2 separate regions of the Homo sapiens genome follow, and region 2 is linked to region 1. Evidence: read pairs that join two places in POLR2A ChIA-PET (ENCODE). Cell type or tissue: HepG2. All regions are shown on one strand. Links, peaks and the distances in the headings refer to the core of each region. The heading gives the core; the rest is flanking DNA. Region 1 overlaps ZBTB38 (zinc finger and BTB domain containing 38). Region 2 has its middle 7.7 kb from the start of ZBTB38.

What was found. Peaks named below come from ENCODE experiments on the same cell type or tissue, not always from the same donor. Only the 100,000 strongest peaks of a DNase experiment are listed, where the experiment ranks them.
Region 2: POLR2A ChIA-PET joins it to region 1 with 13 read pairs; 17 of 35 experiments call an interaction of 5 or more read pairs at or near these places.

What each region holds. Positions count from the first base shown.
Region 1 is chr3:141,429,180-141,434,561 of GRCh38, reverse strand. The region is part of intron 5 of ZBTB38 (zinc finger and BTB domain containing 38); the gene reads right to left. Among named protein-coding and RNA genes, the nearest start is that of RASA2, 55 kb to the left of the region's middle. In HepG2, for the core only: no CTCF peak of the experiment used is centred there; DNase peaks (open chromatin) are centred at 2,511 and 2,911; H3K4me3 peaks cover 2,956 bases.
Region 2 is chr3:141,358,090-141,363,471 of GRCh38, reverse strand. It overlaps a transcript of ZBTB38 not described here. Among named protein-coding and RNA genes, the nearest start is that of ZBTB38, 7.7 kb to the left of the region's middle. In HepG2, for the core only: a CTCF peak has its summit at 2,427 (motif pointing left); a DNase peak (open chromatin) is centred at 2,331.

The DNA of each region.
Region 1 (5,382 bases), core at 155-5,154:
TTTCTTCACTTGCTTTTTAGAATTTCCTAGGTTTAGAAAAAGAAAATGAATCTATGCTCATGGTCAAAGACTGAAACAGCACAGATATGCATTAAGGTAAAAAGCAGAAGTCCCCTTCTCCATCCTAGCCTCCCCACTCCCTACAACCATACTCCCCCCGCCCCCCCAGTGCACACACAGCACACACTCTCCCTCGTCATAGGTCCCTTTTCTTATAACTTTGGAAGACTTCTACATTCTGCCTGAATAAAGCCTTAGGAGAGAAACTGTTTTTCCTCTTAAGATTATCCTTCTCTCCCAGTCCCTAGTTCCCCTACCTGGCAATCCTCATTTGTTCTTGTCTCAGTTGATGTCTTATCTGCATAGCCTTGTTCCTCTGGAATTTCTAGTTTTTGGTTTCCCATCATTACAATGTACGGTATCATGCATTTGTTCACATTTATATCTTCCCTATGAGCTCCTTGAGTACAGGGACAATCTGATTCATCTTTGTACTCCCTGCACCTGTAGGCATGACAATCCGTTGTTGGTGATGTTGAGAGTGAGCAGAGGGGAACTGGCCCTAGAGAGCGGCCTTGAGAAAGTGCCTTCGAGTTCTAAGAATGTAGGATTGCTTCACAGTTCTCTCTGCAATCTCTTAAAGATTTACTAATAAAAACACACTTTTAGGAGATTATCACTTGTCAAGTTTTGGTATAGTATCAAAGAATATCCATAATTAGCTGAAAAGGCTATTAAAAAATTCCTTCCCTTTCCAACTACCTATTTGTGAGAAGCTGGATTTGCTTTATATACTTCAACTAAAACAGCATACCACGGCTGAAGGCAGGAGCAGAGATGAAAATCTAGCTGTCTTTCTATCAAGCCAGACTTTAAAATATTTGCAAACATGTAAAACAGTACTAGTCCTCTCATTATTTTTTTGTTTTAAAAAATAGTTACTTTTAATAAAATGTTATTTTATTATTCAGTTGGATTTATCACAGTCATTTTCCATCAGTTAATAAATATTAGGTAGGTGCAATTAAAAGTAGTGGCAAAAACTGCAATTACTTTTGCATCAATCTAATAGTTCTTTACATTCTCATTTAAAATGTTGAATATGGTAAATATTGACAGAAAGAACTCAGATAAACAAAAGCTCTTTGCATACCCAATGACTGTAAGAGTGTAAGGGAGTCTAGGGACCAAAAAGTTTGAGAACTGCTGTGCTAACCAAAAAAAACAAAAAAAAACAAAACAAAAGTCAAAACAATTTTAATTAAAAATCTTAATTAAATAATTTTTCTAAGAAATTATTTAAAAATTATTTTACTCAATAAAATAAATATATATAAGCCTAAAAGGACTAAAGAGACAGTGAATAAAAATGTGATGAAACACAAAGCAGAAATCCTCAGGAGACAGATGGAGGCCAAGGAATACAGAAACATAGACACACCCACAGTCATGCAGATATGCATACTCTCCATACCTGTCCTTAATTTTCCAAGTTTGAGGCAATGACTATTTCTTGAGTTTGAACATGGCTGAAAAACCAGGCGGACCAACAGTCCGGTCCACACTATACACAGGTGAAAATTGTTCTTTGAGGTTGCTACCTACAATTTGTTTATACAATCAATCTATCATTGCTTGCATCCTTGCCTTCCAAGTCTCAAAGGTTAGCTTGATCACAGTAATCTATCCTGGATATTGCTTTTAAGTATTGGTTCACTCATTCTGGGAATGAATTTGAAAATAAGGGAAACAATTCTTGGCAATAATCTGACTTTAACTACTTCCCAGTATTTCCAGCTTAATTAAATCTTCTCTCCCTTCAATTAGTTAAGGCGATCTTACTGAAATGCACAGAAGAAAACTTAAAATGATAGTTTCCATATAAACTCTAATTCTTACAATGCAAAACGAATCTTGAAAAATCTCTTTAAATTGTTAACTAATGCACCTATTATGCAGATCTTTATAGGGCTTGTTAGTAAAATCTGGTATATTTTTATTAGTAAAGCTCTAAGACATTACAGAGAGGAGAGTTAAGTAAACCTTTTCAGTCCACATTCTTAGTGAGAACTACAAGTCACTTATTCAAAGCCACTCTCCAGGGCCAGACTGAACCCCATTTTTTTTAATCTTCTAATCAGAGGAAAAGGCCAAGAGCCCTCTTGCCAGCCCTTGGCCACGCAGCTCCTAACGTACATAATAACAACAGAATCGACAGAGCAACTTTCTCCTCCATCTATGGCAAGTTGTCTTCTATAAAAAGAAACGTAGAAATAAAACCTAACTAAAAAAAGAACGCACTGTATTAGGATACTGACCTGGAATCCTGCAAAAGTCAAACCTGCAGTCCATACTGGGCCAGCACAGGGGCCATATCAAAGTGAAATCTACTGCGCAGGTCTGTTATTCCCTGCGGAAAGTTTTCCGACAAAGGATATTTTGCTTCAGTGAGCTGGCTGTACCATCCCACACACATCTTTACAGTATATTTTCTCAAAGTCATGTTGGGTGACTACGTCAGACCTCCTCACGTGACGGGGTGTTAGAAACACACGCATCAGATCTCGAAAACAGATTACAAAACAGAAGTCCTTTATGGAGTTGAGCTGTGTCTAGGAAAAGGAAAATCCTGTTGATGTTGCCTTCTAAATGTGGCCTGAAACGGGCACAGAAAAGCTACATTTATCAGATTTTACTGCACTTAAGCTATCAGATTCAAGAAGGCATCGTGTGACAGGGGAAGCTTATTTTTTAACTGAAATTCAGGCTGTTCTAAAGGCCAACATCGGGAAGCTGCTGGAGTGCACTCAGCAGAGAGGGAGGCCAGCTTGGACAACCTCACCTATTATCTGGAAAAGGTAAACATTAGGGCCCTGGACTTGCAGTTGCGTGCACATAGGATTGTGAGAACGAGTACTGTCAGATTCATGAATGATGCAATGGGCCCAGTTAAATATTTTAGGTTGCTTGTTTGGAAAGATGAAAGGGGGAAAAGGTCCTGGGTTTCTTTTTTCTTTTTGAAATGCAGCAGTGTTTCAGGGTAGCTCGTGTGCCTTGGGTTCATCTCAGGATCAAGCTTGCCTGGGCACCTGCTTGCTTAAGAAATCTGGCAAACAGGCTTAGAGAATCTCTCTGAAGCCTTTTGAGTGCCGTGTCTCTATTTCTTGTTTTACCCAAATTCCACTGACACTCAGAGTCCCCCCCAAATATATATATATATTTTTTTTTTTTTTTTTTTGAGACGAAGTCTCGCTCTTGTCCCCCAGGCTGGAGTGCAATGGCACAATCTCGACTCACTGCAATCTCCACATCCTGGGTTCAAGCGATTCTCCTGCCTCAGCCTCCGGAGTAGCTGGGATTACAGGCACCTGCCACCATGCCCGGCTAATTTTTGTATTTTTAGTAGAGACGGGGTTTCACCATGTTGGTCAGGCTGGTCTCAAGCTCCTGACCTCAGATGATCCTCCTGCCTCGGCCTCCCAAAGTGTTGGGATTACAGGTGTGAGCCACCGTGCCTGGCCCCAAAATGTATTAATAGAAGGTATTTTTAATCTGAATGCTGTGGGGAATGATGTGTCCCAGAGTTCCCCAGGACAGGGTTCCTGTTCCCTGAAAATTTTCATTTTAGGGGTGAGCTTATCAAGAATTGGTTTCAAAAGCCAACCGTCATTTCCTTGTGAACCCAAAGGGCTGGCTGATTGAATGGAAGGTGGCTCTGTACCTCTCAGTTGATTGCTACCTCTGGGGGACGGCACAGGGAAGAGCCGTTTACATTCTGGCTTCTGAAGAAGAGTGAACCTCCAGCTAATCACAAGAATGAGTTGTCCTAAAATGGACGAGGCACCAGCTGCTGCTCTGGTGTTAAATCTAAATCCGCCTCCCCCACTGCACTGCCGCTCCCCACTCCCTGCCCCTCTGCACCCTGGGTTTCTGGGTTCTCCTGCAAGACAGTGAATCACAGCTTACATTGGTACTTCCTGGATAAATCAGAAACTGGGCAGTGAAGAGTGAATGAGATGATGCGCCTGAAAAGCACCAAGTGTGGTCCATGGCACCTGGCAGGGGGTTCAAGAAATGTCAGCTGGAATTAGCTTGAGAACTGACTGCATCTGCCTAATTGGTGGCTATGGAGGAACTGCTCATGCGGCTTATCCTTCATCCAGTATGTAGGGTGATCTTTAAAAACTACAAATGAGGCCGGGCGTGGTGGCTCATGCCTGTAATCCCAGCACTCTGGGAGGCTGAGGCAGGTGGATCACCTGAGGTCAGGAGTTCAAGGCCACCCTGACCAACATGGCAAAACCCCATCTCTACTAAGTACAAAAAAAATTAGCCGGGTGTGGTAGTGCATGCCTGTAATCCCAGCTACTCGGGAGGCTGAGGCAGGAGAATCACTTGAACCCAGGAGGCAGAGGTTGCAGTGAGCCAAGATCACACCATTGCACTCCAGCCTGGGTGACAAGAGCGAAACTCTGTCTCAAAAAAACAAAACAAAACAAAACAAAAAACGAAAAAACAAACCCACAAATGAGATCAAGTCAAGCCCTGCTCAAAGCCCTTCAGCGGACTTCCCCTGATCTTAGGATAAAATCAGACCCTTCCCAGTGCCCAGCAAGGCCCTGTGCTGTCCACTCTCCAGACTCACTCGTTCCCTCCCACTGCACTCCTTGCGCTGCCTTTGCTCAGGCACACAGGCTCCCTGGGCGGACTCTACCTGCCCAGTCTCTTCTGGCCCTGTGGCCTTTGATGCACACGGTTCCGGCACTGCCCATGGCTGGCTCAGACTCGTGCTTCAGGCCCAGCTCAAATGTCGCCTCGGAGGGGCCACCCCATCTCTCTATCTGCTGCCCCTTTGGTTTGCCCTCACATCACCTTGTTTATTTCTTCATACTGCTTACCTCAACCTGCAATTATCACCCGTCGTTGCCTGCTTGTTTACTGTCCACTCTGCCCGCCAGAAAGTAAGCTCCAGGAGGAGCTGCTTCTCTAGGCTGCTCACTGTTCACTGCTGTATCTCCAGGCCGCAGCACATGGCAGGAGCACGCAGTAAATGTCTGGCGAGTAAGTGACATGACCATGCATTTGAAACACAAACCAGGCTCACCCCGACTAAAAAAAGCAACCTGCTGCTGTCTCCTGCACTCACGATCCCCAAAAAAGCAAGCTGCCACCATTCCCTGCACTCACGATCCCCCAAAAGGCAACCTGCCGCCATCCCCTGCACTCACGATCCCCCAAAAGGCAACCTGCCGCCGTCCCCCGCACTCACAATCCCCGCAAAAAGCAATATGCCTCTGTCCTCTGCACTCACCATCCCCCAAAAGGCAACCTGCCGCCTTCCCCTGTACTCACGATCCCCCTTGCCCTGCTCTGCTTTTTGAC
Region 2 (5,382 bases), core at 78-5,077, 71 kb after region 1:
GAGTCCACCAACTTTGTTCTCTTTCAAAATCGTTTGGCTATTCTGGATCCCTTGCATTGCCATATGATTTTTAGGATCAGCTTCTCAATTTCTGCAAAAAATACAGCTGGGGTTTTGATAGATGTTAAATGGTACCTGCAGATCAATTTTGGGAGTAATCCCATATTAGCAATATTCAGTCATCTGATTCATAAACCTAGGAAACCTTCTCATTTATTTAGATCTTTGATTTATTTCAGCAATGTTTTGTTGTTTTCAGTGTACAAGTCTTGCAATTCTTTTGTTAAATTTATTCTCGAGTATTTTATTAACTGGTATTGTTTATACTGGGAATCATCTATGCTCACGGACTTAAGAGCTTGTGCTTTCATGATCAAAAGTCTTAAGTCCCAGTCCTGGTTTCACTATTTATTAGCTGCATGTAATGTAAGGTTACTTAGACTGTATCAAGTTCTTTTTCTTCATCTGAGAAAAAGGAAATACTAATACCACCTCATGGGTTTGTTATGCAGATTAAATAAGATAATGCATATGTAACCCTATTCAGACCATGACCTACAGGGTGCAGTCTTGGGGTGGGGGGCAGGGTTGCAGCCCAAGAAACCCAGTCTAGTCACCAAAAGTAATTTCTAATTAACTCATATTAATACTTGCATTTCTCAAACATCACAAAGAGCCCCTTCAATTCCCCTCAGCATCCTTTTCCCCTCCTATCCAAGCCTCTTACACCCCATAGCTTCTGCCTCCCTTTCTTTCTCCCAAACTCCCTGAAATCTTTTCTCCAGTCCTAATCAGCCTTCCTCTGGTCCTTCCGCTCTGTCCAGTTCTTCTTCTGTTGGGGCAGAAAAAGAAATTGGACAAACAAAGCCAGAACTCTTGTTAGTGGGCAGGAAGAGAAGAAAATCAGGGAACACTTAAACTTAATTTATGTCCTATCACTCATGTAAAGTGCTTAGTGCAATGTCTGATATATAATAATGGCTCAATAAATGTTGGATTAAAAATGTTTTTTGTGCTGGTGGTCATTTTATGCTATCTATATTTTATGTTATCTATTTTATGTTAATGATGTGGGGGGTTTAGATCATAACCTCTGAGAATCCAGTCTAGAGGTTGCTACCCAATGGCCCATCCTCACTCATTTGGGTGAATTTTGGGAATTCAAATTTGGAATTATTGTTCTCTTTTCTTCCTCCTGAATCACGCCTCAGAGAATCAGCCCTTGGAAAACTATAAAACTTGTAAAAAGTTCATCTTTAGGGATCCTTGAATACTGTTCGGAGGACACATCTGTTTCCTCCCTAGACCAGCTCCAGGACCCTAAACTCTTTCCCCTCCACAAAACCTTCTAGTATAATACCTTCAAGTGCAGGTCAGGACTCATTATTTAGTGGGTCAGCATGGGTTGCAAGTGATAGAATAAAATAAAACAATAGAAAAGATCCAAGTACATTATAACTAACACTTTCGTTTCGATTTTATAATATGTATGTGAGCTGGGTCTCTCTGTGAAACATATTTTCTATTGTGGTTCAGGGTTTTAAAAAAATGTTTAAAAACCAGTGTTGTAGATCCCTCACTTTCGCTGAGGTGTATAAACAACTCATCAGAGCATAAAGTAAACTCCTCTTAGTGATCTGTCCACTTTTATAGGGATGGAGACCTTAAGTCCTAGGGATGAAGCTCCATCAGTAGTGAAGTATTTGGGGGCACTGAGGCTCTTTCCTGTAATTTACAACACTTGGAGAAGGAGTAACTTCTGTTTGCTGTCTGGACCTACCCTGCTCCCTCATGCTACCCCATAGCCATCCCCTTCTCTCATTCCCACAATATCTACACATTCACACCTTGAACTTGTTGTGGGGTTTTCTATTTTTCAAGACTCTTTCACTTTCTCCATCTCTTCTGGTTTTCACAACTATTCTATGAAGTTGATGGGTCAGACGCAAGTCCTTGCTTGACCACTTAACATACTGTGTGACCTTAACTTCTCAGCCTCAGCTTCCTCAGTTCTGTTATCTATATAAAACCAGAGAAGTCAAGAAATTTGGCCAACATCACACAGCCCAGAAGTGGCAGGACCAGGAACAGAACTAGATTTTCCACCTCCCAGCCTGGTTGTCCTGCAGGCTCCGCTTATGGAAATGCACATCTTTTTTTAGAGGCATGATTCATCTGACTACCTTACAAAGAATGTTTAAAAAGCAGAGAATATTTTGCCCTCCCCTCCCCGCCATATCTAAAAACACTGACTTTTATGGCACCAGGCACAAGACAAACAACTCTTCATGCTTCGTGGTAAGGGGTTATCACACTCAACATCAAAGACTATTTATTTAAGGCTGGGGCGGTCAGAAACAGAAACAAAGTCAAGAGGAGAGGAAAACAAAGTTCCCTGAGTGCTCTGTTTTTGTCCTTTGTGTAGCAGAGTGTCCCCTCTAGTGGCTCTGGAGGAAAATAGCTTCTGGAAAACAAATTTACAGATTTGACATTGACGGAGTCAGAGAATTTGGTGCTTTAGGTGAGCTTAAAGCACTTGGTTCTGTGCTTCCTTTTATTGATGAGAAACTGAGGACAAGAGCAGTGATTCTCAACCAGGGGTGCGTTTGCCCCCTGGAAAACGTTTGGCAACATCTGGAGACTTTTTTATTGTCATTTTGGGGGTAATACCGTCAACAGTGGGTAGAAGCCAGGGATGCTGCCAAACATCCTATAATACACAGGACAGCCCCCCGACCCCAACACAACTATCTGGTCCAGTAAGTCGATAGTGCCGAGGTGAAGAAATCCTAGACTAGAAAAATGACGGGACCTGCCCAGGGACTTACAGCTTATTCACAGCTTTTGACAGCTCAGACTAAGCACTCTCTTTTTGTTCCTTACTTTTTAAAAATTAGAATTGTTAATGATTCAAAAATAATACATGTTCATAAATAAGAGTAATATAATAAAATATAATTAAAAGATTTTCCATCCCCTCATGCCTCCCCAGAATCAATGTTAAAATCTTTGGTGGTTGATTAGGCCGAACTGTATTAGAAATGACAATTGTAGACCCTTTTTGATGTACAAAAATGGCAATTTCTGATGGCAAAGCTTAAGACGTTCATCCCTCACTCCAGGCACACGCCGAAACAAGCATCAAGGCACACAGGGGATTCTTTTGACTTTGCTTGTCATACAGGAGTTAGAGTCAACAGCACAGATTATAAGCAGCACTGTGGGGTCCCAGAGCTAAGATGGTCTATGACAGACATTAGAGGACACTGAATTGTGTGGTGCATGTGTTTAATGCCTCTTTGACACTTGGGATCTCACCCTTTTGTAGAGAGCTTGGTTCAGGATTAGAGTCTTCTGTAGGCTATGCTGTCTAACTAGAAATTAGTAAGATTCTTTTGTTGTTTTTGTATTTATTATTATGGGCACTTTATAGGAAGCACTGTTGGTTTTCTATTGAATATGAGGTTTTAAAACTTCATCTTATGACAAATTTATAAGAAAAACTAAGACAACTCAAAAAAATTTTGTTGTTTTTGTTTATGAGACAGGGTCTTGCTCTGTTGCCCAGGCTGGAGTGCAGTGGTGTGATCATGGCTCACTCCAACCTCAACCTTCAGGGCTCAAGCAATCCTCCCACCTCAGCCTCCTGAGTAGCTGGAACCACAGGCATGGACCACCATGCCTGGCTAATTTTTTAACTTTTTGTAGAGATGAGGTCTTGCTGTGTTGTCCAGGCCAGTCTCGAACTCCTGGGCTCAAGTGATCCTCCTGCGTTGGCCTCCCAAAGTGCTGGGATTACAGGCATGAGCCACTGCACCTGGCCCATTATCTTTTTATTGATTACTGTTTTTCTTATCTTCACTGTGCCATTTGACCACATTCTTATCTTCAAAAAATACTGTCCTTTGCTGGACTAAGAATGCTCTACTATCCTGGATCTTCTTTGTCTCTTGTGGCAAACACTGTTGTTAGCCTACACAATTGCCACTACCTCTTCCTTCCTTCTTGCTGGGCACAGCTCACCACCCACCATAGGGGCTGACAATGGCAGATAGGCACATGCTCAGCCTACCTCGCAACTAAGGCATGGATGTGTGGCATGATCCTGGCCAATGGCACATGAAGGGAAGTTTCTTGGGTAGAGCACTGGGAAAAAGTTTCTTTCCTTAAAAGCCAGAGATTCAGGTTTCTGTAGGCAATTGTATGAAGAGGTGATTCCTTGAAGAGCAGCAGCATCTTCCAACAATGAGGGGGAAGGTCAGAGTGTAAAAACCAGTACATTAAGATGGTGAAGAGAAAGGTGGAAGAGCTGGGTCCTTGGCAACACTGGTAAGTCCTGGGCCAACTCGAGAACCACCTACTTCCAGATTTCCTGTTAGTAAGATAATATGTCTTTGTCATTTATGCCATTTGTAGTTCAGTGTTCCTTACTTGCAGCCAAAATCTTCCTTACTGAGCACTCATATGACCACATAACAGCTACTCACTGGCCTCCTAATGGCTCTCCTTGGTCGCCCAGCCCCAATCCACCATCCTGAATCCAGTCCCTTCTCTCTAAAGAGCCAGTTTGGTTAGAGAATTCTGTAGTTCAAGCCTTTAGTGGTAGTATTGTGCCAAATCAAAGAAGCCACTGACAAAAGACCACAAATTCTATGTTTTCATGCATATAAAATGTCCAGAACAGGGAAATCTATAGGGGCAGAAAATAGATTAGTGGTTGCTTAGGGCTGGGATGGAGATAGGGGCTTAGGGAGGTGACAGCCAAAGGGTACAAGGTTTCTTTTTGAAGTGATGAAAATTTCCTAAAAGTGACTATGTTGATGGTTGCATTTGTCTGTGACTATACTAAAAAAATTTGAATTATACACTTTAAAAGGGTGCATTTTACACTTTAAATAGGTGAATTGAATGATGTGTGAATCATATCATAATAAAGCCATTTTTAAAAGAACATTTCAGTGGTGATCTATTATCTAGAAAATAAAGCACAAATTCATTTCCTTGACTTTCAAAGTTTTCCACCCTCTGGCCTCAAACTATCATCTAATTTAAATCCTCCTGACTTCCCTATATGGCAGACAATTGGACAGATCGCAAGGCTTCCAGACACACAACCTGTGCTTCACTGCTTCTCTGCCTTTGCTCCTTTGTTCCCTGGGCCTGGCAGGATCCCTCCCACCATCTTGGTCTATCAAAATTTAACTTGCCTCTGAGGTTCAATTCAAATGTTCTCCCTAATATTTCTGCCTGGAAAGCCAGGCAGAAATGCCCCTTGCACCTCTGAATTAGTAGAATTCAACAGACTTCCTGTGGCGCTTACCTTGTCCTCTTTCATAGGCTGATTGGCTATATGACCACAGTTTCTGAATCAGAAGTTGGTGC